Linked DNA regions of Homo sapiens: region 1 is linked to region 2. Evidence: read pairs that join two places in POLR2A ChIA-PET (ENCODE). Cell type or tissue: B cell. All regions are shown on one strand. Each heading gives the region's core, and the rest is flanking DNA. Links, peaks and the distances in the headings are about the cores only.

The links. Peaks named below come from ENCODE experiments on the same cell type or tissue, not always from the same donor. Only the 100,000 strongest peaks of a DNase experiment are listed, where the experiment ranks them.
Region 1: POLR2A ChIA-PET joins it to region 2 with 6 read pairs; 4 of 35 experiments call an interaction of 5 or more read pairs at or near these places.

The regions. Positions count from the first base shown.
Region 1 is chr22:31,314,000-31,329,449 of GRCh38, reverse strand. PATZ1 (POZ/BTB and AT hook containing zinc finger 1) reads left to right here. Exons shown (of 5, transcript NM_014323.3): 4 at 526-663; 5 at 2,141-3,646. The coding sequence ends at 2,559. Among named protein-coding and RNA genes, the nearest start is that of PIK3IP1-DT, 14 kb to the left of the region's middle. RefSeq lists an enhancer at 1-471. In B cell, for the core only: no CTCF peak of the experiment used is centred there; no DNase peak of the experiment used is centred there.
Region 2 is chr22:31,463,188-31,478,637 of GRCh38, reverse strand. EIF4ENIF1 (eukaryotic translation initiation factor 4E nuclear import factor 1) reads left to right here. Exons shown (of 19, transcript NM_019843.4): 3 at 6,721-6,794; 4 at 10,336-10,463; 5 at 14,671-14,957. Among named protein-coding and RNA genes, the nearest start is that of EIF4ENIF1, 19 kb to the left of the region's middle. In B cell, for the core only: no CTCF peak of the experiment used is centred there; no DNase peak of the experiment used is centred there; H3K27ac peaks cover 311 bases.

The sequences.
Region 1 (15,450 bases), core at 1,495-3,994, 150 kb after region 2:
AGACGGGATCCTTGGAGGCGTTCCTTTGGGATTTCATTTTACCTCCATCTCGTTTGTTGTCCAGTTTCCTTTTACGAGGATTAAGCAGGCATCCTGCTGGCTAGAATCCTGTGGCTTCCCTGGAGCCTCAAATTCTTGTCTAACCACATTTCTAGTCATGGTTCCTGCAGGAGACATCCACTCAAACCACCTGTTACTGAGGCACCAAGCAACCCTAGAGGCAGTTGGCCTCTGGCCCTAGCAGGAGCAGGATCTCAGGCCATCCCACCAGGCAGCCAGCCTCAGCCCCTCACCGCAGCCTTGCAGAGTGGGCTCTGCAGAGAAGCCGATTTGTGGACAGTGCCACCCTCCATCCTGAGTCACATGGCTCATGTGGTTGCAGCCATTTTTGAGCCAGGAGGGGGCCCCTTCTAGGTGCAGCTGACCTGGGAATGCTAGCCAGAGCGGCCAGAGGAGAGGAGTTGGGGGAAGGAGAGAGGTATCTCTTGCTGGCCGCGGGATCTCATCTCCTTTTGTCTTGTTTAGGTTTCTCCTCTGCCTCCTACTTAAAGGTCCATGTTAAAACCCACCACGGTGTTCCCCTTCCCCAGGTCTCCAGGCACCAGGAGCCCATCCTGAATGGGGGAGCAGCGTTCCACTGCGCCAGGACCTATGGCAACAAAGGCAAGCGACCCCTTGCTCTGCACTTTGCTTCTCTGCGCAGACTGTGTTGTGGGGGCGCTGGGCTGGGCGTGGGGAGGCGGGAAGGCTGCCGGCTTTCTGGCTGCCTTGAGGAGACTCAGAGATCTGAGTGGCAGTGGCCTCCAGGACAAAAGTCACAGTGGGTATCTCACTCCAGGGCAGTGAGTGAGGCTTTAGGGCACTGCCGAGATCCAGCCTCCGCCTCCTCTTCCCCAGCCCTCCTCCTTTCCTCCTGGCCAGCCCCCACTGTCTGGAGCCCTGCAGGGATGCCCCGGGCCCTGGGCAGAAGAAGAGCCCTGCATGATGAGTCACTATGGGCCTGTCACTGCCTGCTGCCCTTTAGGATGGTGTGGAGCTGCGGCTGAATGCTTTCTCCTCTTTTGACCCAGTGGGCCGGTGGGAGCCAATGTCTGGCTTCTCTCACAGTAGGAGTGGTTGGTTACTGTGAGTGGCCCTTTCTGGAGAGCCTCTGGCTATGGTTGTGAGATGCATGGCAATAATGAGCTATCTGACTCCTCTGACTTGGGAGTTGGTTTGCAGAAAGCTCCCCAGGCCCACCTTCACTTGTTGATTCAGGTTGTTTTGTGGTATGTCACGTTGTCGTTGCCTTGGGGATGAGGCCAGGGGCTTGGCAGATGGTAGAAACAGCAGAGATGGCATGCTCCATGCTCCCATCACAGACCTCCCTTCCCGGCATGGCTCTCTGGACCCAGGCAGGAAGCTGCTGATTGGTGGAGGACTCCAGTGTGGGCCGGGCAAGGCAGAGCAGCCAGGGTTGTCTCTTGGCCCAGCTTGTCTGGGGCCTAGGGTGGGGACACCCAGCCGACTGAGTAGTACAGAGTTGCTTTCAATCTCTGTGCTTGGGCTGCTTGGCCCTGAAAAGGTTTTGGCAGAAGGAAGGCGGTAAGGACAGGGCTATGTTTGCAGCATTAGGAAAAGGATTGGCTTCTGTCTGAGCCATTGATGGGGTCTACCCAGGTTGAGGACCTAATGGCTCTGGTTCTGCCTGTCTTGCTAGGGTGCAGCTAGTCTGGTGCAGGAGGCGAGGCTACTATTACACTGGCTCGGCATCATCAGAATACCAATTTTACCCTCAGAGGCACCCAAAAGAGCGCCTAGGAGTTGGGGGTCTTTGAGTTGTTCTGGGCAGCTGTAGCAGAGTTGCCCTCTCTGTATCCCTTCCTTGAAGCAGGCTGAGATGACGGTGAGCAGTACATGTGCAGCTGCATGAAGAGTCCACAGCAAGGGAGGCTGGCAGCCCTAGGGCCCTGCCGTTTCACCCCTGTAGGCACTCCAGGCTCCCAGACTGACCAGCTGACCCTCCGTGGGTTCTGCCAGGGCAGTGGCTGGCCAATGGCTGCCCTCCACAGGTCTGTGAGCTGGCCCCTCATGACCCCTCCAGGAGGGGGCATCTCCAGAGCCTGGCCTCATCGCTCTCCTATATTTTGTTTTTTCGTAGAAGGCCAGAAATGCTCACATCAGGATCCGATTGAGAGCTCTGACTCCTATGGTGACCTCTCAGATGCCAGCGACCTGAAGACGCCAGAGAAGCAGAGTGCCAATGGCTCTTTCTCCTGCGACATGGCAGTCCCCAAAAACAAAATGGAGTCTGATGGGGAGAAGAAGTACCCATGCCCTGAATGTGGGAGCTTCTTCCGCTCTAAGTCCTACTTGAACAAACACATCCAGAAGGTGCATGTCCGGGCTCTCGGGGGCCCCCTGGGGGACCTGGGCCCTGCCCTTGGCTCACCTTTCTCTCCTCAGCAGAACATGTCTCTCCTCGAGTCCTTTGGGTTTCAGATTGTTCAGTCGGCATTTGCGTCATCTTTAGTAGATCCTGAGGTTGACCAGCAGCCCATGGGGCCTGAAGGGAAATGAGGCAGCTGCTGTGTCCCCACGGAAACAACCATCTGGGGACTGCTGGGAAATGCTGTGAATGCGGAGGGAAGTGATGTTTGGGTTCTGTAGCTGAGAGATTTTTATTCATTTTTAACTGCCCCCCAACCCCACTCCAACTCCTTCTCCACCACCCATTCTCCCAATGGTCTTTAGAAATAGATTTTCATCTGATATTCTGCAGAAATATCAATGAGACTTGGTATGGGACAGGGGCAGAAAACACTACATAGGCCTCCAAGGCAAAACCAGTCCCAGTTTCTTTAATGGGAAGAAGCTGGAATTCCTGGTGCTCAATTCTTAGTGACCCCAATCCTATACCCAAATCTATGATATTCTGGGACCTCAGTGATTTTGGTCCCCTCCCACTTCTCTAGTTCGTCATCCTCCCTTCCCATATCCTTCAAAAGAACCACACTAGGGTCTCCACCTACTTATACAATGCGGATGCCCAACTGTTTTTAAGGAAGCCAGAAGCATCCCATGGACCATGGGGTGAGTGTCCTCCAAGAGCCCCCTGAGCTCAGCCCTCTGCCTGGAGGGCTCCAGACCTTTCTGAGCCCTGCTTGGAGGCGAGCATTTTCACTGCTAGGACAAGCTCAGCTGTTGAGGACACCCCCACCCCAAATTTCAGTTCTTACGTGATTTTAACCATTCAACATGCTGTTGGGTTTTAATTCTCTAATTATTATTATTATTGTTATTATTTTTTAGGACCAGTTGTAGTGAATTGCTACTGAAAGCTATCCCAGGTGATACAGAGCTCTTTGTAAACCGCAGTCACACATTAGGGTTAGTATTAAACTTTGTTTAGATGTACCATAATTAACTTGGCTAGTTGATTGTTTGAAGTCTATGGAAGAAATAGTTTTATGCAAAATTTTAAAAAATGCCAGTCTGGTCAGGGAAGTAGGGGGTTTCAATGCTGTTGGGAACCAGGAAGGTGGGACAGCCGGCAGGTAGGGACATTGTGTACCTCAGTTGTGTCACATGTGAGCAAGCCCAGGTTGACCTTGTGATGTGAATTGATCTGATCAGACTGTATTAAAAATGTTAGTACATTACTCTATCTGCTCCCTTGAGTCCAGTTTTTCAGCTGTGGGGGTCTTTGGGACCCAGAGGTGGGCAGTCCATACCCCAGCACCTGGGGTGGGAGTGGGATCCCAGGAGACCCCTTTTCCACTTCATTGCACCAGTTCCACTGGGATTGACAGGTAGATGGTCCCACTGAAGACTTAGAATGCCAGAATTCACCCATGTGTTCAACAAATATCCACTGCTTGTCTTCACTGCTTGTGTGCCAGGCATGGTTTCATGCTCTTGAGATATGGTGGTGAACAAGACACCACTGTGAGGCTTAATGGGATAGACAGACAACTTAAATATGAGTTCAGATAATGAGAAATACAAGGAGAAGAACTGGGCAAGGTGAGGGGACAGTGACAGCAGGAGGGTGAGTAGGGTGGACCAGGGAGGTGTGAAGTGGGGTTGGGGCTCTGGGAGGGAAGGCTTATAGAGGGGATCTGACACAGCCTACCCAGCTAGCACCTGAGGAGGGATGTGGGCAGGGACTCCTCATGGCCAAGGGGCTCTAAGAAGCTCAGCAACTTGTCTCCCCCACCATGTTATCTACCTGATGTTAAGTAAAAGGTTGGTGCACCGTTAATGGTGAATGTATGAAGAAAAGAGGGAAAGAACAACAAACAGGAGGCAAGAAGTAAGCACGATGGAGAATTAATAGGAATAAGAATGAGGAACAAGAAGGGACAGGCAGACTTAAGGCACCCTGGGCATCTTGAGAAATCTCAGGGAAGAGGGAAACCCCTAAAAGGATAGAGACAGCATTTAACCTCCAAGCAAGAAGAAAACAAAACAATGGTAAAGGAGAGAAAAACAGACCTAGGGGAACAAACAGCACAAAAATTTTTAGACCCACATTGGTATCAGAATTACATTATTTTTTGTTTTTTTGAGACGGAGTTTTGCTCTTGTTGCCCAGGCTGGAGTGCAGTGGTGTGATCTCGGCTCACTGCAACCTCCGCCTCCCAGGTCCAAGCAATTCTCCTGCCTCAGCCTCCTGAGTAACTGGAGTAACTGGGATTAAAGGCATGCACCACAATGCCTGGCTAATTTTTGTATTTTTAGTAGAGACGGGGTTTCACCACATTGGCCAGGCTGGTCTCGAACTCCTGACCTCAGGTGATCTGCCTGCCTGGGCCTCCCAAAGTGCTGGGATTACAGGCGTGAGCCACTGCACCCTGCCTAGAATTACATTGTTCTGGTGTAAAGGTAAAGACTCTCAGCTGAATTTTTTAAAAAACAATTCTAAGCCATTTACACAAAATCCTTGGTAAGCTGCTGGGCTTTGCAGACTGTGTGGAATAGAGGCTTAGGCCATTAGATGTGAGTATCAAAGGAAAGGGTGACCCTAGAATGTGGAGGCCCTGTGGACACGTAGCTTTGTGACCACCACAGAATCTGGTCACACCCACTGAGTGTTAAGAGAACCTGGCCTTGAACCAAGGACTTGACTGGGCCAGCCCGAGCTCCTGAACGCATTTTAGTTCTGCTCCCTGGAGACCTGTGAGCATGTCCATGGACAGGTAGGGACCACAGGTATTAGAAAGGAGTATCTGTCACATGGCAGGAGGGGAACAACAGAGCAAGCAGGCTGTTGCATCTTCCAAAGCACTGCTCCCTTGGCAGCCTAAGCTTTGGGAGGCTAAGGCAGGAGGATCACTTGAGGCCAGGGGTTTGAGACCAGCCTGGGCCACATAGGAAGACTCCATCTCTACAAAAAATGAAGAACAGCTGCACATGGTGGTGCCCGCTTGTAGTCCTAGCTACTCAGGAGGCTAAGGCAAGAGGATCGCTTGAGCCCAGGTGTTCAAGGTCACAGTGAGCTATGATCACGCCACTGCATTCAAGCCTGGGTAACAGAGTGAGGCCCTAACGCTAAAAAAAAAAAAAAAAAAAAAAAGGAAGAACCACCTGAGCTTTGGCTATTCGGCTCCATCATCTGCTCTCTGCCAACCTTGGGGAAATCCCTAAATCTCTGAGCCTGTTTCCTGATCAGGTCTTTTGTGGAGACCAAAAGAAACCATCATCATGAGCTAATCCCCTGCACAACCTATAAGGTTGGTTTCATTATTCTATTATCATCCCCCTCTTGCAGGAAACAGGCTCAGAGGGATGGAGGAACTCCCCTGGGTCACATAGTAAGTGGAAGAGTCAGGATTCAAACTGAGGTCTGCCTTGTCCTCAGACTTTACTCCTAAGCTCCCAGTGATAGTTTCTGGTTTTTTGTTTTTTGGTGTTTTTTTTTTAGACAGAGTCTCACTCTGTCACCTAGGCTGCAGTGGTGCTATCTCGGCTCACCTCCACCTCCCGGGTTCAAGCGATTCTCCTGCCTCAGCCTCTCAAGTAGCTGGGATTACAGGCACACGCCACCACACCTGGCTAATTATTTTTTTGTATTTTTTGTAGAGACAAGGTTTCACCATATTGGTAAGGCTGGTCTCAAACTCCTGGCCTCAAGTGATCTGCCCGCCTTGGCCTCCCAAAGTGCTGGGATTACAGGCGTGAGCCATGGTGCCCAGCTCACAAGTGCCTCTTGAAGGAGGAAATTCCACAGCCATGCCCTCTCTTACCTTGAGTGACAATGATCAGCACTCACTCTAAAGGTACCTAAAACTTACCCAGAAGTATCACTAGCGTCTCACAAATCCCTCCTGTCCATTGGAGGAGGAAGGCTGGCGGGATTCCCTCCAGTTTACATAATTGTGCCTGGCTGCTTAGCACCTGGCAGCAGTGTCTCCAGAATTCTACTCCTTACAAACTCTACCTCTCAGTCTCTCTCCCAAGGCTGCGTACCCTACTCTGCACCTCTCCAAGAGTGGAGGACGACTGGTAGATGGTGTGAAATGATTTTCACTGGGGGAAGGTAGGAGAAGGGCAGAATGATTAATGTCTGGATTTGCATCTCTTGCTAAACTGCTGTGAAAGGAAATACCAAATATTTATCTAAGAGACTAATCCATCCTAACAAAACAAGTTTCCTTTAAGGACAGGGCAGTGCAGAGGTAGGAGCCTCTGAAATAAAACTTCTTTGTATCACTGTGAATGGGCATACCAAAAAAATAACTTATTTTTCCTTCAGGGAAGTCTTCTGCCCTCCAAAATCTGGCACCCTACCCCATGGCCAGTCCATACCAGGCAGAGGTCAGAGCCTGTGGCAGCAATGAAGAGGGACTTCGAGATTATTAACATCTCCCTCCCTCCTTCCAAGTCAAAATCTGTGCCCTGAAGCTGCTGAATGTTTTGGAGTCCATGTTAAGCAGCACAAACTCCATGAGCTGTGGGGCTTGTGTTTCATTTTTCAAAGCTTTTCTTTGGATGATGATAAACTATTGTTTATTTGTGAAGTTTCCTCTGCCTCTAAAATACTTATCTCTTGTCTATCTAAGGAACTCTTTTTCAGAAGCTCAGTTCAGATTGCCCCTTGCCTACAAAGCTTTTCCTGCCCCCTCCGCAAGACAGCTTATGTGTATTACATCACTACCATGTGCTAAGCACCATGACAGGGGTCTTACATACATCAACAACCCTATGCTGTAGGTATTATTTTGTTCTCATGGAGTCCCAGAGAAGCAACTGCCAATGTCACATAGCTGTGAAGTGGCAGAGCCAGGACTTGAATTCAGAACTGTCTGACCAGGGAGCCCAGGACTCCATCATGATGGATGTGATACTTTGTGCCACCTCCCTGTTTTGCACATATTTCCACTTTTGCATCATCTTTTTAGGGATCTATCTCCCCACATGAGACCAGATTTCTTTGCCAATGGGGATCAGGCAAAGATAATTCATCTCTGTATTCCCATTGCCTAGAATAATAGTTCCTGGCACTTGGCAGCCACTAATTCATTCAACAGATATTCTGAGTGTGCTAAGAGAGACTTAATTCCTGTCCTCAAGGAGCTTTAGCATAAAGTAGCACAGGACATGGGACATACACATAAATAAGTGTCTATAACACAAGAGAGAATGAGGCATGGGAAGTGATGGAAAATACATGCTCTGGTGCTGTGGAGAAAGATGGGATGCCGTCCTGGTCTAAGATGCTGGCCAGGTGGCATTAGAGTAGGACCCTGGAGCACACTAGGACTGGGACATGTAGGGAGGGGGGCAGGGTGCTCACAGGCGGACATGGGCAAACTTGCCCTTCAAGTCCAAGTAACAGCTGACATTTGAAGTGACAAACCTCTTCATGTCACCAAGGGAGACAAAGGGCCCTTTCAGACTGTAGAAGCTGCTGGAAAATGCTGGCCAGCCATCGGACTGTGAAGAGCCCCGGGGGCAGGATAGACCATGTTCTAACATGGAGGCCAGTTTGGTGGGAAGCATACTGAGGCTGGACACCAGGATGAACACAGGATAAAATGATGTTACCTTCCCTCACTCGAGGCTGCCTTTCCCAATAACACAGCCCCATACCTCACAACCCTCTTGCATGCCCAGGGCCAGAGCTCAGGAGGAAAGGCCAAGCCAGAGCATTGGGTGGGAATGCAGGAGAGGTGGACATCCTCATTACATGGGGCCTCTTCCCAGGGCTCACCCCACTACAGGTCCTGAGAATATTTTAAAATGCTTTCAACTGTGTAAACAAACGAGGCACCTGAGAACCCCAAGTAGGCCATGCCTATGGAAGCCATATTCCCTGCCCGTTTCACATTTCCTCAGACTGTTGTTTAATGTCAGCCTGAGCATCTGCCCTCCACACCTCCTGCTGTATGGGATCATCCTTCTCATTAATACTGAAGTTAGAATGGCTTTGGCCCCATTCCATAAAGGGTGGGAGGCATCTCCTCCAACATCTCCAAACATGGTGAAACCCTGTCTCTACTAAAAATACAAAATTAGCCAGGTGTGGTAGCACACACCTGTAATCCCAGCTACTTGGGAGGCTGAGGCAGGGAAATCACTTGAACCTGGGAGGCAGAGGTTACAGTGAGCCGGGATTGTGCCATTGCACTCCATCCTGGGCGAAAGAGTGAGACTCCGTCTCAAAAAAAAAAAAGGTCCCTTCTCAAGCAAGGTGCAGTAGCACATGACTGTAGTCCCAGCTACTCAGGAGGCTAAGGCAGGAGGATGGCTTAAGCCCAGTCCAGCCTGGGCAACATACCAAGTCCCTGTTTCTAAAAAAAAAAAAAAATGTTTAAATGGTCCCTCTCTCCACTGGCATCAGCCCAGACATGGAACCTAGGGCTTTTCCTTCATTTTTTTTCAAAATCAGTAGGTGCTCTGATGTTCACCCTGATTTGGGGACAACAGAGACTAAGTCATAGCCAGCACATAAAACGCACTGACAGTCCAGTCCCTTCATACCTGCCACAGGAAACATCTCCCTGGTGAGGCTGTTCCTCAGTACCCTCAGCTGCCCTCAGGTGGCTGCTCATTCTCAATCTCCCCAGCCACCTGTCCTACTTCCTTGGCCCCCTCAATTCCTTCATCCTGGGCTTATCCCCATCCCCTCCCCAGAGACACACAATTCTCACTGTATTTTGCAGGTTACTTAGATTTTTTCTTTTTCCTTTTTTTTTTTTGAGACAGGGTCTCTGTTACCCAGGCTGGAGTTGCGTGGTGTGATCTCGTCACTGCAGCCTCAACGTCCTGGGCTCAAGTGATCCTCCTACCCCAGCCCCCCAAATAGCTGGGACGACCACAGGTGTGCACCGTCACACCTGGCTAATTTCTAATTTCTTTCATTTTTGGTAGAGACAGGCTTTCGCCATGTTGCCTAGGCTGGTCTTGAACTCCTGAGCTCAAGTGATCTGCTCACCTTGGCCTCCTAAAGTGCTGGGATTACAGGTGTGGGCCACTGTGCCCAGTCGAGATCTTTCTTTTTCTAATTATGAACTATGTTGAGTGGGGATAAGGAGGAACAGGGATTCACCTTTCATGTCCAAACAGATTATCAAGGTACTTCCTGAAAAAAGACAATTTCCTAAGAGGAATACTGCAGCCAGCTTTTTAGATAGCAATCTTTATCTTCTCATTATAATATTAACAACTACCATTTATTGAGCACACTTCTAATCCTCATGACCATGAACGGTAGAGTCATCTCCACTTCATAGGTAAGAAATGAGGCTCAGCCTGGGCAACATAGTGAGACCTCATCTCTACAAAAAATATACAAAAAATTAGCCAGGTGTGGTGGCATGCATCTGTAGTTCCAGCTACTTGGAAGGCTGAGGTGGGAGGATTGCTTAAGCCCAGGAGGTTAAAGCTGCAGTGAGCTGTGATCATGCCACTACACTACAGCCTGGGTGACAGAGTGAGATCTTGCCTCAATAAATAAATAAAAAGTGGTTATGAGAAAACAGCAGGTTTTAAAGGAACAAAATTGCCTAGGTGGTAAGACCTGAACAATGTTTAAAAAGATGCATGAAAGGCCAGGTGCGGTGGTTCACACCTGTAATCCCAGCACTTTGGGAGGCCAAGGTGGGCGGATCACTTGAGTCCAGGAGTTTGAGACCAGCCTGGGCAACATGGCAAAACCCCATCTCTACAAAAATACAAAAATTAGCCTGGCATGGTGGTGTGCACCTGTAGTCCCAGCTACTCAGGAGCCTGGGAGGTGGAGGTTGCAGTGAGCCGAGATTGTGCCACTGCATTCCACCCTGGGTAACAGAGGGAGACCCCGTCTCAATCAATCAATCAATCAAATAAAAAGACGCATAGAAAAAAGACTGGAAGGGAATGCAGTTGCAACAGATTTATTGGGGTGTCTCATCCTACATAAATGTAAGCATTTTTAGTGATTTTCACTAGCCATCCTCAGTAACACCATGTCAAGTTCCTCTTTTCCAGTGGGTAGCTTCATGATGGCTGCCATAGACTCAGCTGCTTTCAGGAATTAGAACAGTCTCCAACTTGTATTTAAGATTCATTTAAAATGTTTACACATAAAAATATTCATTTAAAAATGTCCATCTCGGCTGGGTACAGTGGCTCACGCCTGTAATCCCAGCACTTTAGGAGGCTGAGGCGGGTGGATCACTTGAGGTCAGGAGTCGAGACCAGCCTGGCCAACATGGTGAAATCCCGTCTCTACTAAAAATACAAAAAAAAACACAACAACTAGCTGGGCATGATAGCGTGCACCTGTAATCCCAGCTACTCAGTAGGCTGAGGCAGGAGAATCGCTTGAACCCAGGAGGTGGAGGTTGTAGTTAGCCAAGATCACACAACTGGACTCAGCCTGGGCAGCAGAGCAAGACTCCGTCTCAAAAAAAAAATCCATCTCAAGGTTCCCTTCAAAGCTCACTGCCTCACTGCAGCCTTAACCTCCCAGGGTCAACTGATCCTCCCGTCTCCACCTCCTAAACAGCTGGAACCACAGGTACACAACCATACCTGGCTAATTTTTGTTTTTGTTTTTGTTTTTTTTTTTGAGACAGAGTCTCGCTCTGTTGCCCAGGCTGGAGTGCAGTGGCGCGATCTCGGCTCACTGAAAGCTCTGCCTCCTGGGTTCACACCATTCTCCTGCCTCAGCCTCCTGAGTAGCTGGGACTACAGGTGCCCGCCACCATGCCCAGCTAATTTTTTTAAAATTTTAATTTTTAGTAGAGACGGGGTTTCACCGTGTTAGCCAGGATTGTCTCGATCTCCTGACCTCGTGATCCGCCCGCCTTGGCCTCCCAAAGTGCTGGGATTACAGGCGTGAGCCACTGCGCCCGGCCTTTTTTTTTTTTTTTTTTTGGTAGAGATGAGGTCTCATTATGTTGTCCAGGCTGGTCTCAAACTCCTGGGGGCTCGCATGCAATCCTCCCACCTCAGCTTCCCAAAGTATTGGGATTATAGGCGTGGGCCACCACATGCGGCCTGATAGCTCATTTCCTTTTGGCAGTGAATAATATTTCATTGTTTGGATGTACCACAGTATATTCATTTATTTACCTACTGAAGGACATCTTGATTGCTTCCAAGTTTTGGCAATTATGAATAAAGCTGCTGTAAACCTGTGTGTGGAGGTTGTTGTGTGGACTTAAGTTTTCAACTCGTTTGTGAAAATATCAAGGACTGTGATTGCTGAATCACATGGTAAGAGTATGTTTAGTTTTGTAAGAAAATGCCAAACTGTTCTCCAAAATGGCTCTACCATCAATTTTGCATTCCTACCAGCAATGAATGAAAGTTCCTGTTGCTCCACATCCTTGTCAGCATTTGTTGTCTGGATTTTGGCCATTCTGATAAATGCGTAGTAGTATCTAATCGTTGTTTAAATTTGCATTTCTCTGATAACATATGATGTGCAGCATCTTTTCATATGCTTATATGCCATCTGTATATCTTCTTTGGTGAGGTGTTGTTAAGGTCTTTGGTCCATTTTTAAAATGCATTGTTTTATTTTGTTTGTTTATTTATTTAGAGATGGAGTCTCACTCTGTTGCCAGGCTGGAGTGCGGTGGCGTGATCTCGGCTCACTGCAACCTCTGCCTCCTGGGTTCAAGTGATTCTCCTGCCTCAGCCTCCTGAGTAGCTGGGAATACAGGCGTGCGCCACCACGCCCAGCTAGTTTTTGTATTTTTAGTAGAGATGGGGTTTCACCATGTTGGCCAGGATGGTCTCTATGTCTTGACCTCGTGATCCGCCCACCTCGGCCTCCCAAAGTGCTGGGATTACAGGCGTGAGCCACTATGCCTGGCCTATTGTTGAGTTTTAAGAGTGCTTATGCATATTTTGGATAACAGTCCTTTATCAGATGTGTCTTTTGCAAATATTTTCTCCAGTACATGCTTATGCTCATCTTCTCATTCTTTTTTTTTGTTTTTTGAGACGGAGTCTTGCTCTGTCACCTAGGCTGGAGTGCAGTGGCGTGATCTTGGCTCACTACCAGCTCCGCCTCCTGGGTTCACGCCATTCTCCTGCCTCAGCCTCCCAAGTAGCTGGGACTACAGGCGCCTGCCACCACGGCCGGCTAATTTTTGTATTTTTTTTTTTTTAGTAGAGACGGGGTTTCACCATGTTAGCCAGGATGGTCTCGATTTCCTGACCTCGTGATCCGCCCACCTCGGCCTCCCAAAGTGCTGGGATTACAGGCATGAGCCACTGTGCCCAGCCATCATCTTCTCATTCTTGTGACATGGTCTTTCACAGAAGAGAAATTTTTAATTTTAATGAAGTCTAGATTGTCAGTTATTTATTTCATGGATCATGCCTTTGAGTGTTGTACCGAAAAAATAATAACCATATCCAAGGTTTTCTTCTGTTATCCTCTCAGAGTGTAAGGTGTGTGTCTAGATTAATTTTTTGCATGTGGATGTCCAGTTGTTCCAGCACCATTTGTTGAAAAAATTATCTTTGCTCCATTGTACTGCCTTTGCTTCCTTCCACTATATTTATTCCTTCCACTATATTTATGTGGGTCTATTTCTGGCCTCTCCATTCTGTTCAATTGATCTATTTGTCTATCCTTTCACAAATATCACACTGCCTTCATTACTGTAGCTTTATAAGTCTCAAAGTCAGGTAGTGTCAGTCTTCTAACTTCATTCTTCTCCTTCAATTTTGCCTCTCTGTATAAACTTTTAGAATCAATTTGTTGATATCCACAAAATAACTTCTGGGATTTTGATTGGGATTGCTTTGATCTATAGATCAAGTTGGGAAGAACGGACATCTTGACAATATTGAGTCTTCCTATGCATGTACCATGGAATATATCTCCATTTAATTCTTTTTTGATTTTGTTCATCAGAGTTTTGTAGTTTTTTTCATACAGATCTTGTACATATTTTGTTAGGTTTATACAAATTTTGTGGGGTGGTAATATAAATGTGTTTTTTATTTCAAATTCCACTAATTCATTGCTGGTATATAGGTAGACAATTGAGTTTTGTATATTGACCTTATAACCTGAAACATTGATGTAATCACTTATTAGTTCCAGGAGTTTTTCTGTCAATTCTTTCAGATCTTTCCTTTCCCTTCCTTCCCCTTCCCCTCCCCACTTCCCTTTCCTTTTTCCTTTCCTGTCCTGTCCTCCTTTCTTTTTTCTTTTTTAACATCTCCCAAGGCTTCATCATTCATCTTTCAGATTTTCTACAGAGATGGTCATGTCATCTGTGAACAAAGACAGCTTGATTTCCTCCTCCCCAATCTGTATACCTTCTATTTCCTTTTCTTGTCTTATTACATTAGCTAGGACTTCCAGTACAATGTTGAAAAGAAGTGATGAGAGGGCACACCGTTGCCTTGTTCCTGATCTTAGTGAGAAAGCTTCTGGTTTCTCACTATTAAGTATGTTAGCTGTAGGTTTTGTAGGTATTCTTTATCAAGCTGACGAAGTTTACTGAGAGTTTTATCATGAGTGGGCATTGGACTTTTTTTTTTGGAGACAGGGTCTTGCCCTGTTGCCCAGGCTGGAGTGTACTGGTGTGATCATGGCTCACTGCCATCACCATCTCCTGGGCTCAAGTGATCTTCCCACCTCAGCCTCCCAAGTAGCTGGGACTATAGGCATGTGCCACCATACTTGACTAATTAAAAAAAAAACTTTTGTAGAGATGAGGTCTCACTATGTTTCCTAGGCTGGTCTTGAACTCCTGGGCTCAAGCAATCCTCCTGCCTTGGCCTTCCATAATGCTGGGATTACAGGCATGAGCTGCTGTGCCTACCCCAAACATTTCTTTACCATGACCATTTCACAGCTATACTTACCTAAGTCTAATGGTAATATTCATGCCCTGGGGTTCTTCTGGATTCATTTCCCTTCCTTGTGTATTGGGGAAAGTCACGTGCTTACCCCTTTGTTCTGAAGTAAAACAAATGCCCATTTTCTACGTTCAACTTTAAGTGGAATTATGCTGGTGCTTGGGGCTTGGGATTGGAGAGAAGAGGAGGGGATCTGCCCTTGGTGTCTTGACATCATTAACCCTTTTCCTGATGCCCTCAGCTGGCTGGAGTCTGGAGAGATTCATTTGGCCACAGTCCACTTTCTGGGAAGTTTTGTGGAAAGGACAAGTAAATATAAACAACTGAGAAATGTGATCTAGAGGGTAGGTAGGTGTGAGGAATTCTTTTTTCTTTTTTTTTTTTCCAACTTTTAAGTTCAGGGGTACATATGCAGGATTACATAGAAAAACGTGTGCCATGGTGGTTTGCTGCACAGATTATCCCATCACGTAGGTATTAAGCCCAGCATCCATTAGCTGTTCTTCCTGATGCTCTCCTTCCTCCCCCGCCACACCGTCCAACAGGCCCCAGTGTGTGTTGTTCCCCTCTGTGTGTCCATGTGTTCTCATCATTCAGTTGCCACTTATAAGTGAGAACATGTAGTGTTTGTTTTTCTGTTCTTGCATTAATTTGCTGAGGATAATGGCTTCCAGCTCCATCAATGTCCCTGCAAAGGACATGATCTCATTCCTTTTTATGACTGCATAGTATTCCATGATGTATATGTACCACATTTTCTTTATCAAGTCTATCACTGATGGGAATTTAGGTTGGTTCCATGTCTTTGCTACTGTGAATAGTGCTGCAATGAAATGAAAGATACATGTATGCATGTATCTTTATAATAGAATGATTTCTATTCTTTTGGATATATACTCAGTAATGGCATTGCTGGGTCAAATGGTATTTCTGCTTCTAGGTCTTTGAGGAATCGCCACACTGTCTTCCACAATGGTTGAACTAATTTACACTCCCACCAACAGTGTAAAAGTGTTCTTTTTTCTCTACAACCTCACCAGCATCTGTTATTTTTTGACTTCTTAATAATAGCCATTCTGACTGGTATGAGAGGTGTGGGGAATTTATTGTTTTTACAGAGGGTGGAGAAGGAAGGCCCTGGCAGAAGCTCCA
Region 2 (15,450 bases), core at 4,396-6,895:
CACTGTGTTAGCCAGGATGGTCTCGATCTCGTGACCTCGTGATCCGCCCGCCTTGGCCTCCCAAAGTGCTGGGATTACAGGTGTGAGCCACTGCACTCAGCATTTTTTTTTTTTTTTTTTTTGAGACAGAGTCTTGCTCTGTCACCCATGCTGTAGTGCTGTGGCATGATCTCGGCTCACTACAACCTCTGTCTCCTGGGTTCAGGCAGTTCTTGTGCCTCAGCCTCCTGAATAGTACCTGGGATTTCAGGTGTCCACCACCAGGCCCAGCTAGTTTTTTTATTTTTAGTAGAGACGTGGTTTCACCATGTTGGCCAGGCTGCTCATGAACTCCTGACTCAAGTGATAGCTGGTCTCGGCCTCCCAATGTTTTGAGATTACAGGTGTCAGCCAGCATGCCTGGCCCAAACTGTATTGACTTAGCTCATGGTTTCTCTCTTCCCCACTTAAGTAGGGGATCTTCTTGTGCTGGGATACCACCTTAAGCATCTTAGGATCATGCTGGAAGGTAACACATTTAGTGCTGTAAACAGTGAGGAAGTTTTCTCTCATTTTTCCCTAAATGTCCACGTGGACCTTGGGCCATATTTTGAGAAACATGCTCAGTTGGAAGCAATAATTTTTAACCTCTTGGGCATTCATTGGAAATCTTTTGAAGGTGTGAACATTCACTGCAGAAATTGCACAAATGCATCATTTTCCATATGGTTTCAAATGGGAGGTCTTACACTCCTTGACACCATGGAACTGATTTAAGAAGTCTTACTTTTCAAGAACAGTAAATACTGTTTACCTAGATGTTTACAGTGACTCCCTGCCACTTTTACAACCCAAGAGTTGTCTTGTTTCTAAGCCCATTTCTCAGTGAAGAAAATGGCTCTTTATCCTCTATGGACAGGTGAGCTATGTTTTAGCCATTGTATTTGGTCAAAAGTGCGCCCTGGCACAAATAATGTTGCTGGTGTGGTTAATGTCAGTGTGTAACTAGCTTGCTACTCTGCCTTCTGCTCTTACAGGCCTGTGAAGTTTGTACATCTGTTCACTTAAGCATCACACCTATGTATGCTAAGCATGTAAAGTCAACAACGAAAACTGGAATACGGAAGTGAAAATGAGAATTTTGTTAACTCTTCTTAACTGAGAGTAGTTGGTGTTTATCACTCTGTGATTAGAGCAATAACTCTAAGAGGAAAGATTATATTGAACAAAACATTAACTTTGAATAACCTCTCAATTTCAAATTCTCTTTTTTTGTTTTTTTTGTTTTTTTTTTTTTTTTTGGAGACAGAGGTCTTGTTCTGTTGCCGAGGCTGGAGAATCTCAGCTTACTGCAACTTCCACCTCCTGAATTCAACCAATTTCTCCTGCTTCGGCCTCTCAAGTGAGGCTGAGATTACAGGCATGCGCCATCATACCCAGCTAATTTTTTAATTTTTAGTAGAGACAGGGTTTTGCTATGTTGGCCATGCTGGTCTTGAACTCCTGACCTCAAGTAATACGTCCGGCCTCTTTTTTTTTTGAGACAGGTTTTCTGTCACTCGGGCTAGAGCGCGGTGGTACAATTACAGCTCATTGCGGCCTGGATCTCCTGGGCTCAACCAAGTCGCCTGGACAATAGGCATGCCACCATGCCCTGCCTTTTTTTTTTTTTTTTTTTGAGACAGGGTCTCCCTCAAAAAGGGTGCAGTCTTGGCTCACTGCAACCTCTGCCTCCCAGGTTCGCAATTCTCATACCTCAGCCTCCCAAGTAGCTGGGGCTACAGGTGTGCACCCCCACACCTGGCTAATTTTTTTGTTTGTTTGACACAGAATCTTACTCTGTTGTCCAGGCTGGAGTGCAGTGGTGTGATCTTAGCTCACTGCAACCTCTGCCTCCCAGGCTCAGGCAATTCTCCTGCCTGAGTCTCCCAAGTAGCTGGGATTACAGGCGTGCCAGGCTGGTCTTGAACTCCTGATCTTAAGTGATCCACCCGCCTTGGCCTCCCAAAGTGCTGTGATTACATGTGTGAGCCACCGTGCCCAGCCCATATTTTCCTATTTTTAAACTAATATCCTTTTTCTGTTCAAGGATTCTATCCAGGATACCATATTATGTTTAGTTGTCCTCTCTCTTTAGCCTCCTATTTTCCTTTTTTTAAGACTGTTACTTCTGTTAAAGTATTTTTTGATTCCTCGTCAATAGGACCAAAATTAGGCTTTTCTGGATGTTTTGTGGTTGTGTTAAAGTATTAACCTTTCCCAGGTGACTCCTAAATAAATAGGTAAAATCATTATAGAGTTCAGCAAACAGCTGTAGTGGTAATTGAGAACACCTATTGGGATCCCTGTTACCTTTGGAGTTAAAAGTTTCAAACAAAACACCACTTAGAAACTTCCCTACATTAAGAATTTACACATTTAAGCGTGAAAGATTGTCTTTGATTGAATAGCACATTAGGGTTCTTAGTATCTGCATGGGGTAGTAAGGGGATATGTGATAATCTTTAGTTACTTTTAAGAGTAAAAAATTGCTTTGCAGTGGTTTTTCCTGTAGCATTATGTATAAGTATTTCCTATATTGCAAGGTCCTTCCTGTTTCTACTAGAAAAATTTTAAGCCCTCTTGTCCTTAGGATTTCTGTGTTACAGTAATATCTGATATTTTCATAATTACTATTGCTCCATCCTCCCTGAACCCCTCCCCCCAGCCCCAAAGTTGTGCTAACCCTACAGATCTGACACCATGTTTGCCCTGAAGATTTCTCTGGAGTCTCCCGTGGTGTGTTTTGTTTTTTTCTTTTTTTGAGACAGGGTCTCTGTCACCCAGGATGGAGAGCAGTGGTGCGATCGCTGCAGCCTTGACCTCAAGTGACCCTCCCACCGCAGCCTCCTGAGTAGCGGGGACCACACTTGGTGAATTTTTTTTTTTTTTTTTTTTAAACGGAGTCTCGCTCTGTCACCCAGGCTGGAGTGCAGTGGCGCGAACTCAGATCACTGCAACCTCAGCCTCCCTACAGGTAGCTGGGATTACAGGCGTCCGCTACCACACCTGGCTAAGTTTTATATTTTTAGTAGAGACAGGGTTTCACCATGTTGGCCAGGCTGGTCTCAAACTCCTGGCCTCAAGTGATCTGCCTGCCTCAGCCTCCTATAGTGCTGGGATTACAGGCGTGAGCCACTGTGCCCGGCCCACTCGATGAATTTTAAAATATTTTTTGTAGAGACAGGTGTCTCCTTATATTGCCCAGGCTGATCTTGAACTCCTGGACTCAAGCAGTCTTCCCGCTTCAGCCTCCCAAAGTTCTGGGAGTACAGATGTGAGCCACTGGACCTGGCTGACTCCTATCTTTACTGGTGATTTATAGGTTGTATGTTCTTTGACAGTTTTTTTTCAGAATTTTGAACAGCCTTTAGGTATGTCTTTGTATTTGGAACTGTGTTTATCTCAGTCTTACAAATTTTTATTCGTATTTCTATCCAGTTATAAGACAGGTAATTGATAAATAAATCCTAAATAAATGCAAATGCCTGATTGATATCCTGGTCTTAAAACTGAAGTATCATATAGTCCTAAGGCGGCATCTTGTCCTGAAGAAAACATTTAGATGCTTCAGTTTTCTGTAAACACTAGAGAATTCATGGTATGCTATACCCAGTGATTCTTGTGGGCTGATTGAGCAAATCTGTCCCTCCATCCTCACCCCAAGATGTTGAATCAGTGATCTGAGAAGCAGTGCACATTCTCCTACTACAAGGCCTGGGATGGGAGTGTTGCCAAAGTCATGGCATAGTGGTATGTGCTTTTTTGCAAGGCAGTTGCAGCATTTTACTGGTGCTGAAAGTTTCGGAATTGCTTTTTAACTTTATTATAAAAAATATTTCAAAGTATACCAAAAGGAGGCAGTAGTTTGTTGTATATATGGGTAGATATGTGTGTTAGTGTGCATGTGTGTATATATATGTGTGTATATGTAAGTGTGTATATTTCCTAACTCTACTGAAAGGGCCTTCAAGCAAATGAGGATACCCAGTTCCCAGACCTTGGTGTTTTATGCAATTCCTCACTTAAAGAAACTAGGATTTCTCAGAAATAGCTGATTCCAGGGCTGGGACAGGATGAATACAAAATAAGCTAGAACGTATGACAGTCTTTAGGAAAAAAAAAAAAAAAAGATGGCATGTTGAAAAAGACACATGGGCCAGTTTGAAGAGGCACCCACTGGCAAAATCTGGGACAGTTTGAGCGCCACATAATTGAGGACATTAATGAGTTATAGACCAACAGAAAAACCAGGAGTCAGCCGGGCACGGTGGCTCACGCCTGTAATCCCAGCACTTTGGGAGGCTGAGACAGGCAGATCACTTGAGGTCAGGAGTTGCAGAGCAGTCTGGTCAACGTGGTGAAACTCCGTCTCTACTAAAAATACAAAAAAAATTAGCCAGCCATGGTGGTGCATGCCTGTAGTCCCAGCTATTCGGGAGGCTGAGGTGGAAGAAGTGCTTCAACCCAGAAGGCAGGGGTTGCAGTGAGCCAAGATTGCGCCAGTGCACTCCAGCCTGGGCGATAGAGCAAGACTGTCTCAAAAAAAAAAAAAGAGGAAAAACTAGGAGTCTGTGAGTCCATACCAATAATACATAGGTATATAAACAGGGGAAAGGAGGACTTGCCTTTACAGTATGATGCCAAGTGCTGGCTGGTAAATATGGAGAGTGGAGAGAGGGCTAGAGTGGCAAAATGAAGAGTGGTTTGGTCAAGAATCATTAATGGATGCTAACTTTAGTGGAAAACTGAAGACCAAGATATTTGGGTGATTTTAAAGTGTCTCCCCACAGATTGCATGCTAAATGCAAATGGGAAAGCAGTAACTAAATAGTAGAGAAACTAGAGAATACCTTGACCAAATGATCCAAATTAGCACCATAGATAAAGGACAGATGAACATCATGGCCTCCAGAAGTGACGGTCTGTGAAGGACACAGCACCTCTTCAGTTAGTATTCTGCCCCATGGATATTTAGGCTCAGTCTATCATGAGAAAACATCAGACCAACCCAAAATGAATAATGTTCTTTTACAGAAAGGGACTATATTTTCTAGAAATGTCACTATCATAAGAGACAAAAGTTGTAGAAATGTTCTAGATTAAGGGAGACCAAAGAGATACAACAATCAAATATCTGATTCTAGACTGGATCCTGTTTTGGAGGGGGAAGATCAATATAAAGGACATTACTGGGTCAATTTACAAAACTGGAATTGGGAAGGTAGATTAGAAAAAAGTATTATCAATAGTTGTAGTTATAAAAAAAACTGGCAGTTCTTCTCAACTTGGGTCTGCAGAAGTCTTCATGCCCTGAGGCATCCGTTATATGTGAGGGATTAGCCTCTCTCCTGTGCATACCAGCTAAGTACATCCTTGAGAGAATGGGAAAATAGTTCACTCAGGTCATTTTCTGTAGGGCTAAATTCTCTCATGGAGCTGGATAACAGGCTGTAAAGGAATATCTTCATTCTTAGGAAATAGGCACTGCAGTATTTAGGAGTAAGGCATCATGACTTATGCAATTTACTCTCTAGTCAAAAAAAAAAAAAAAAAGCTCGCTCATATGTGGAAGCCAAAAAAACTTGGCTTCGTGGAGATAGAGAATAGAATGATAGATACCAGAGTCTGGGAAAGGTGTGTGGGTGGGATGGCAGAATACAAAGAGGTTGGTTATATGGATACAAACATGCAGTTGAAGGAGTAAATTCTAATGTTTGATAGCAGAGCAGAGTGGCTGTGGTTAACAAGTGTATTGTATATTTCAAAACAGCTAGAAGGGAGGACTTTAAATGTCTCCAAAACATAGGAAGGATAAATACTTGAGGTAATTGACACCCGAGATATCCTGACTTGATCATTACACAGTTTATACATGTAACAAAATATCACATATACCCCATAAGTGTATACAAATGTCTGTATCAATTTTTTTAAAATTCTGCAAAAAAGTAAATGATAAATAGGGAGAAATGTTAATAGGTACATAGTATATGGATGTTTTTTGTGTTTTTTCAGTCTTGCAACATTACATTTAAAAAAAACTATCGCCCCCCGGCCCGGTTGCTCACACCTGTAATCCCAGCACTTTGGGAGGCCGAGGCGGGCAGATCGCCTGAGGTCAGGGGTTTGAGACCAGCCCGGCCAACATGGCAAAACCCCGTCTCTACTAAAAATACAAAAATTAGCCAGGCATGGTGGCGTGTGCCTGTAATTCCAGCCACTTGGGAGACTGAAGCAAGAGAATTGCTTGAACCCAGGAGGTGGAGGTTGTAGTGGGCCAAGATTGTGCCACTGCACTTCATCCTGGGCTACAGAGTGAGATTCCATGTAAAAAAAAAAAAAAAAATCCCCTTGTAAGTTGTCATCTAATGCATTGAAAATTGGTAAGATTAGGCAGAGGTTTTATCTAACACTAAAGTTTCCTTGCCTTGATGAGCTTTCAGTGTTACGAAATGTTATTCAATAGCAATTATGAGAGATTGTTTTAGCCAGAAACTGATCACTTTTAAGTTACTGGATTATTCTGCTTGAGCTTGTGAGAACCTCAATGTACTCCAGTCCTTTCTGAAATAAGGCAAGATGTAAATAAGAATTGTGTGAAGTGTTTAAGATGGACACTTAGAATTATTCAGAACAGAAGTTTAAAGTGTGTGGCCTAAGAAATGTAATTCAAAATGACTATTTGACTTCTCTTTTTAGGAAGAACTCTTGGATATAAAAGAACTCCCCCATTCCAAACAGAGGCCTTCATGCCTTTCTGAAAAATATGACAGGTATGTGTGTCATTCTAGTCCTTAACTACTTCTAGTCAATAACTTTTTGTTATACCAAACTTGGTAAATTAAGAATTGTATTGTTTTGAAGTTTTCTGGTAGAATTATAAGTGAAAGAGGGATTTCGAGAGGTAATAAGATGGGTTTCAACTACCTAGGAATGAAACTAAAATTAAAAGATGACCTGGTCAGAGTCACATAGTCAGAAAGCAGAATTAAGACTTGAACCCGACAGGGCATGGTGGCTTATGCCTGTAATCCCAGCACTTTGGGAGGCCAAGGCAGGCGGATCACGAGGTCAGGAGATCGAGACCATCCTGGCTGACATGGTGAAACCCCATCTCTACTAAAAATACAAAAAATTAGCCAGGCGTGGTGGCGTGCGCCTGTAGTCCCAGCTACTCGGGAGGCTGAGGCAGGAGAATGGCATGAACTCGGGAGGCGGAGCCTGCAGTGAGCTGAGATCGCACTACTGCACTCCAGCCTGGGCGACAGTGCGAGATTCCGTCTCAAAAAAAAAAAAAAAGACTTGAACCCAGGAGTCCTCACCAGGGTCTTGTCCTCTACCAGTGGTTTTTTGCACTGTACTTTGAGGGTACCTGCCTCAGGTATGCTGCTCAGGGGCGCTCTTGGTTCTTTTTTTTTGCATTCCCACAAAAAACTATTCAGCCGTTCAGATTAGCTTTATTTCATCCTAGTTTCCCTCAGAAGAAGAAGGCTTTGGTTTGGGAAGACTATAGCTAAAAATGGTCTGAAAATCTCCTACAATAATCCTATATTGTACTACTTATGGCCACCTTAGTCATTTCTTTTCTTTTTTTTTTTTTGTCCGAGACAGAGTTTCACTCTTTTTGCCCAGGCTGGAGTGCATTGGCGCGATCTGGGCTCACTGCAACCTCCACCTCCCAGGTTCAAGCGATTCTCCTGCCTCAGCCTCCCGAGTAGCTGGGATTACAGGCACCCACTACCACGCACAGCTAATGTTTTTGTATTTATGGTACCTATGGTACTATAGTGCCTATAGTCCCAAGTACTCAGGAGGCCAAAGCGAGAGGTTTGCTTGAGCCCAGGAGCTTGAGGATGCAGTGAATTATGATTGTGTCACTGCACTCCAGCCTGAGCAACAGAGATCCTATCTCAAAAAAAAAAAAAAAAAAAGTCCTATTTAACCAGGAAATTGAACATTAATATGATGCTTTATATGTTAAAAAAAATGTAGGCTAATACTAATATAAACCATCTACCTTGATATTTAAGAGATGATGGGCCAGGTGCAGTGGCTCACACCTGTAATCCCAGCACTTTGGGAGGCCAGGGCGGGCAGATCACAAGGTCAGGGGTTTGAGACCAGCCTGGCCAACATGGCGAAACCCTGTGTCTACTAAAAATACAAAAATTAGCTGGGTGTGGTGGCACATGCCTATAGTCCCAGCTACTCGGGAGGCTGAGGCAGGAGAATCGCTTGAACCCGGGAGGTGGAGGTTGCGTTGATCCTAGACTGCGCCATTGCACTGCAGCCTGGGCAACAGAGCAAGACTCCATCTCAAAAAAAACAAAACAACAACAACAAAAAAACCTGGATGCCTCATACCACATTCCCTGATGAAGGTGATACTTGATACTTGAATAATGGCTATAGCCAATTAGTTAGGATTTTTCTTTTTTTTTTTTTTTTTTTTGAGGTGGAGTTTCGCTCTTGTTGCCTAGGCTGGAGTGCAATGGCGCAATCTTGGCTCACCACAACCTTCCCCTCCCGGGTTCAAGCGATTCTCCTGCCTCAGCCTCCCGAGTAGTTGGGATTACAGGCACCCACCACCACACCTGGCTAATTTTTATAGTTTTAGTAGAGACGGGGTTTCACCATGTTGGCCAGGCTGGTCTCGAACTCCTGACCTCAGGTGATCCACCCACCTCAGCCTCCCAAAGTGCTGGGATTAGCAGGCATGAGCCACTGCGTCTGGCCTACAAAATATATTTTTAAAAATTATCTGGGCATGGTGGCACCTGCCTGTAGTCATAACTACTCAGGAGGCTGAGATGGGAGGATCACCTGAGTCCAGAAGTTTCAGGCTGCAGTGAGGTATAATCATGCCACTGCATTCCAGCCTGGGTGACAGAACTCTGAGACCCTGTCTGAAAAAAATAAAAAAGTTATCCTGGGCAGACAAACAGCTTTTATTTCTGAAGCAGAGACATTGTGCCTGGTGGTAAAAATAAGAAAGAGGAGAGAGCTTCTCATTTCCTTTCACCTCTCTGAGAACTAAAATTTGTTGGGCTCTTAAATGCTAGATAATCCTCACCACTACCCTAGAAGGTAGGTAGTATATATTTTATTGTGAGGAGTTTGAGACTGAAAAGCTAACTCACTTATTCAAGAAATGTTCATTGGTACCTGCTATGTCATAAATACTGTGCCAGATTCTATAAAATATTCCGTGGCTTCATGGGGCATTGGTCTATGGAAGGATATAATCAAATACTTGTAAAAATTTATCATTGCAAACATCACAGGCTGCAAAGGACAAGTGTGAAGTACGTTGCTAGTGTATAGCATGGCCTGGTCTAATCTGGGGGCTGGGAAGTTCTTTCTGCAGAAGATGCAGCTCAGTAACTTGTCCAGGATGTTCCCAGTAGTGGTGGCAAAACTAGAATTAAAGCCCAGATTTTGGGCTCCAGAGTTTCTGCTCGTGCACAGTACTACCCACCACCCCATCATTACACAGAGAATAAAATAAAACCTAAACTACACATTTTAGGTCGTAAGAGCTGTTTGCCCTGCTTGTGGAAAAACTAAGACTGTGCATAGAAATTCTGGAAAAATACACATCAAATGATCCAGGTGCTACTTCTGGTGAGAGAGTTAAGGGACTCTTTTTTCTCCTTTGTATTAGTCTTCAGTAAACAACAGTTAATATTTATGGAACATCTTCTTTGTATAGTACAGGCGTAGTTATTGTAATCCATGTGCATGCCAAGGTATATGGTCTGAATGTTTCAATTGTGTACAGACCATTAGTTTTCAAGTGACTGTTGGTGTTGTGTGATCAACAACAAAGCATTACTGAATTAATAGATGTTTTTGTTTTCATATTAAAAGAGGTAACAATTCTGCAGGCAGTCATGAAGCTTTATTTTAGAAATGGGTTTCTGGCTGGGCGTAGTGGCTCACATCTGTAATCCCAGCACTTTGGGAAGCCAAGGCAGGCAGATTACTTGAGGTTAGGAGTTAGAGACCTGGCCTGGCCAACTGGTGAAACCCCATCTCTACTAAAAATACAAAAATTAGCAAGATGTGGTGGTGGGCACTTGTAATCCCAGCTACTGGTGAGGCTGAGGCAGAAGAATCACTTGAACCTGGGAGGCAGAGGGTGCAGTGAGCTGAGATCACGCCACTGCGCTCCATCCTGGGCGACAGAGCGAGACCCTGTCTCAAAAAAGGAGAAATGGGTTTCCATAACTATTAGCTGAGGAGGTTTAGAAATCACACTGCCTATATGGTTCATGGGCGTAAGTGCTAACAGTTGTATTTTTTGACCTGTAGTGATGGTGTCTGGGACCCTGAGAAGTGGCATGCCTCTCTCTACCCAGCTTCAGGGCGGAGCTCACCAGTGGAAAGTCTGAAGAAAGAGTTGGATACAGACCGGCCTTCCCTGGTGCGCAGGATAGTAGGTGAGCACACAGTCACTCAGAAGTGGGGTTAGTGATTTTGGGGACATGCTTTTGCCTGCTGGTTTCATTCTTAGCTCTGAGAATTTTATGCTTTGAGGGGAAATGTCATTATCAGGAAACTGATTTATCGGTTGGATTTTTCCTAATCAGCAGGGTAAAGTCATAGTCTACTTTGTCACAGCTATATAAGAAGACTGTTAGGCTGTGTGCTTCTGAATTAAAAGTACCGATTATCTTTCACTGGCATGGATAACTGAGTTAGATGTGGTGGGTAGCATAAAGCTGTGCTGGAAATCTCATTATGCTTTCTTTCATATGTGAGACCAGTCCTCCGGTATAAATTAGTTCTGGCAATTCTTTTTTTTTTGTTCTGTTTTTTTTTGAGACGGAGTCTTGCTCTGTTGCCTAGTCTGCAACCTCTGCCTCCTGGGTTCAAGCAATTCTCTGCCTTAGCCACCCAAGTAGCTGGGATTACAGGTGCCTGCCACCATGCCTGGCTAGTTTTTGTATTTTTAGTAGAGATGGGGTTTCACCATCTTGGCCAGGCTGGTCTTGAACTGCTAACCTCGTGATCCACCCACCTCGGCCTCCCAAAATGCTGGGATTACAGGCATGAGCCACTGCGCCCGGCCTAGTTCTGGCAATTCTTAATTCATAGTGGACTGTGATCGGAATAAAGGCTTGGATACGGTTTGAGACTGAAGTTAAGTCTGATCTTCCAACTTTCCTAGTTTAAAGTTTACCCCTTTAGAAACGTTGTTTAAGGGTGAAATGGAGACCAGGTAATATAAAAGCAGTCAAGGAACTTGTTGCAAGAACTTTTTTTGAGATGAGAGGACGACTCATCATAAAAACTTGGAACTAAACGAAAAAGATAGCCCGGCTCTAGTTTAAGCTATAAGACCCTTCTACACAGTCTGTCAGTACACTCAGTACAGTAATGTCTCTCAAAGAATTTATTCTAGCAGAATCATTAAAGATATGCAGAGACTTTATTAAAATGATGAAAACTGAGAAGGAACCTAAATATCCAACAGTAGAAATGGGTCGCGTAAACTTCGGTGTATCCATATATGGGAATGTTACATTGCATTGTCCTGTAAAACCATGTTGCAGATGTGTTTATTGGCAAATAATGTTCATGACGTACTGACTCATAGAAAACTCTCCATATTGTATCCTGTGTTTGGAAAAAACAGACTGCACAGAAATTCTGTAAAAGTACACAACAGAACATTCTAGGAGCTGTTTGTGATAACAGAATTAAAGCAGATTTTTCTCACATGGACTAATCTTCAGTTTCCTGGTTTTTCTAGGAAGACATTTTTTGTATGGTGACATGTTTGTTCTTCCTACACCAATAAATTTATTGAGATAGAATTTACATATAGCCTGCACAAAAAGTATACCATTTGATGTCTTGACATGTGTATATACCTGTGAAACCGTTACCAAAATCAACATAAGCATTTTTATCACCCCCAAAAGTTCCCTAGTATTCCTATGTGTCCCTCCCTTTAGCTGCCCCCCCCACAACACTTCCCCCTTCCCAAGCAAGCGCTGATTTGCTTTGTTTTTTTTTGTTGTTTTTTTGAGACAGAGTCTCCCTCTGTTGCCTAGGCTGGAGTACAGTGGCGTGGTCTCTGCTTACTGCAACCTCTGCCTCCCAGGTTAAAGCGATTGTCTTGCCTCAGCTTCCTGAGTAGCTGGGATTACACATACACGTTCCACCGTGCCCAGCTAATTTTTTTTTCCCCCCACCGAGACAGAGTCTTGCTCTGTCACCCAGGCTGGAGTGCAGTGGCGCGATCTCGGCTCACTGCAACCTCTGCCTCCCGGGTTCAAGCGATTGTCGCGCCTCAGCCTCCCAAGTAGCTGGGATTATAGGCGTGCGCCACCATGCCTGGCTAATTTTTGTATTTTTAGTAGAGACAGGGTTTCACCATGTTGGCCAGGCTGGTCTTAAACTCCTGACCTCAAGTGATCCACCCACCTCAGCCTCCCAAAGTGCTGGGATCACAGGCATGAGTCACCGTGCCTGGCCCCAATTTTTGTATTTTTAGTAGAGACAAGGTTTCCCTATGTTGGCCAGGCTGGTGTTGAACTCCCAACCTCAGGTGATCCACCTGTCTTGGCCTCCCAAAGTGTTGGGATTACAGGCATGAGCCATAGTGTCCGGACTGATCTGCTTTCTGTATCTGCTTTCTGTTTCTATAGATTAGTTTACATTTCCTAGGATTTTATATAAATGGAGTTACTATAGTATATACTCCTTGTATAGCTTTTTTCATTAAGAATAGTTACGATTTATCCACGTTGTTGAGTGTCTAGTTTATTTTCATTGCTTAATAGTATTCCATTGTATGGATTTAGCAGTTGATCCGTTTATCTGTTGATGTACATTTGGGTTGTTTCCAGTTTTTGACTGTTAAATAACCAAAGCTGCAATGAACATTCATGTACAAGTCTCTGGACATAAGCTTTCTTTTCTCTTGGGTAAAAACCTAGGATTAAAATGGCTGGGTTGTATAGCAGATGTATGTTTAACCTTCTGGGAAATTGCCAAACTGTTTTCCAAAGTAGTTGTACCATTTTACGTTTCCACCAGTGGTGTATGAGAGTTGCACTTGCTCCAACATCCTCATCTGCACTTGGAATGGTCATTTAAATTTTAGCCATTGTAATAGGCGTGTAGTAGTATCACATGGTTTAATTTGCATTTCCCTAATGACTAATTATGTTGAGTATCTTTTCATATGCTTATTTGCCTTCCACATAACCTCTTTGGTGAAGTGTCTGTTCAAACCATTTGTCTATTTTTCAATTGTGTTGGTTTTTTTTTTTTTTTTTTGAGACAGAGTCTGGCTCTTGGTGCCCAGGCTACAGTGCAGTGGTGCAGTCTCAGCTCACTGCAACCTCCACTTCCCAGGTTTAAGCGATTCTCCTGCCTCAGCCTCCCAAGTAGCTGGGATTACAGGTGCCTACCACCACGCCTGGCTAATTTTGTATTTTTAGTAGAGACGAGGTTTCACCATGTTGGTCAGGCTAGTCTCGAACTCCTAACCTCAGGTGATCCACCTACCTCAGCCTCCCAAAGTGCTGGGATTACAGGCGTGAGCCACTGGGTTGGTTTATTAAGAGATTTTATGTGTTCTGAATTTAAGTCCTTTATCAGAAAAATGCTTTGAAATATTTTGTCTCAGTCTGTGGCTTGTCTTTGCATTCTCTAAACAGTGTCTTTCAAAGAGTAGAAGTTTTAAATTTTGATCAAGCCCAGTCTATCAGTGTTTTTTAAATGGATCATGCTTTTGGTGTCATGCCTAAGAAAACTTTGCCTAACCCAGTGCCACAAGGATTTCCTCCTATATTTTGTTCTAGAAATTTTTAGTTTTAGGTTTTACATTTAGATCTGTGATCCATTTTGAATTAATTTTTGTATATATCTGTTTATATATATATATATATATATATATATTTTTTTTTTTTTTTTTTTTTTTTTGAGACTGAATCTTAGTCTTTTGCCCAGGCTACAGTGTAGCGGGGTGACTTCTGCTACTGCAACCTCTGCCTCCAGGTTCAAGCGATTCTCCTGCCTCAGCCTCCCAAGTAACTGGGATTACAGGCACCTGCCACAATGCCTGGCTAATTTTTGTAGTTTTAGTAGAGACGGGGTTTCACCATCTTGGCCAGGCTGGTCTTGAACTCCTAACCTCGTGATCCACCTGCCTTGACGTCCCAAAGTACTGGATTATAGGCGTGAGCCACCATGCCCGGCCCCAAATATAGATTTAAGTTCATTTCTTTGTCTGTGGATATCTAACCGTTCAACACCATTTTGTTGAAGAGACACTTTAACTTTTTAAGCAGTTATTTTTTCAAATACGCCTGCTGTAGTTTATTAGTTGACAAAACATTTGCTAATAATTCTTAGATAAGGATTTGGTCAAAATAAAGGCACTGCAAAGACTAATCATGGAAAATTATTTATCGTGACGTACTTCTATTGCTGCAAAGAGGAAGGCCAATGTCTCAGCCTTATTTAAATACATAATGTACATGTTACCCTGAATCTGCTGATAAGCCCAATTTTAGTGGTGACTCTCTTCCAACCATCCCCTTCCTCCCATCAGTCATGGACATACTATCTAAAAAAGAAGAAAACACCCTTGTTGGTTTGTTTAACTTTGTCTTTCCCACGTCCTTCCAGATCCACGAGAGCGTGTGAAAGAAGATGACTTAGATGTTGTTCTCAGCCCTCAGAGACGGAGCTTTGGAGGGGGCTGCCACGTGACAGCCGCTGTTAGCTCCCGGCGCTCAGGAAGTCCATTAGAGAAAGATAGTGATGGGCTTCGTCTGCTTGGTGGACGTAGGATTGGCAGTGGGAGGATAATCTCTGCCCGGACCTTTGAGAAGGATCACCGTCTTAGCGATAAGGACCTGCGGGACTTGAGAGACAGAGACCGAGAGAGGGACTTCAAGGACAAGCGTTTCAGGGTTTGTCTTTTTTTTTTTTTTTTTTTTTTAAATTGAGACGGAGTTTCGCTCTTGTTGCCCAGGCTGGAGTGCAATGGCACGATCTTGACTCACTGCTGCCTCAGCCCAGTATCTGGGATTATAGGCACGCACCACCATACCCGGCTAACTTTTTATATTTTTAGTAGAGACGGGGTTTCTCCATGTTAGTCAGGCTGGTCTCTCAAGCTCCCAACCTTAGGTGATCGGCCTGCCTCGGCCTCCCAAAGTGCTGGGATTACAGGCGTGAGCCACCACACCCGACCTGGGTTTGTCTTCTAGATTCTTTGGTAGTTCATGTGCTTGGGGACTTGATATTCACTTTTTTTATACCAGGTTACTTTGAGAACAGGCATGAACACAGCCTGCTCTTAAACCAGTCAGGGAGGAAGGGGTGGGGGTGGTGATGGGCCTCAGGTATACAGCATCATATCTTCCTTTCACTATTGAACATTACAACGAAGACCTTGACTGA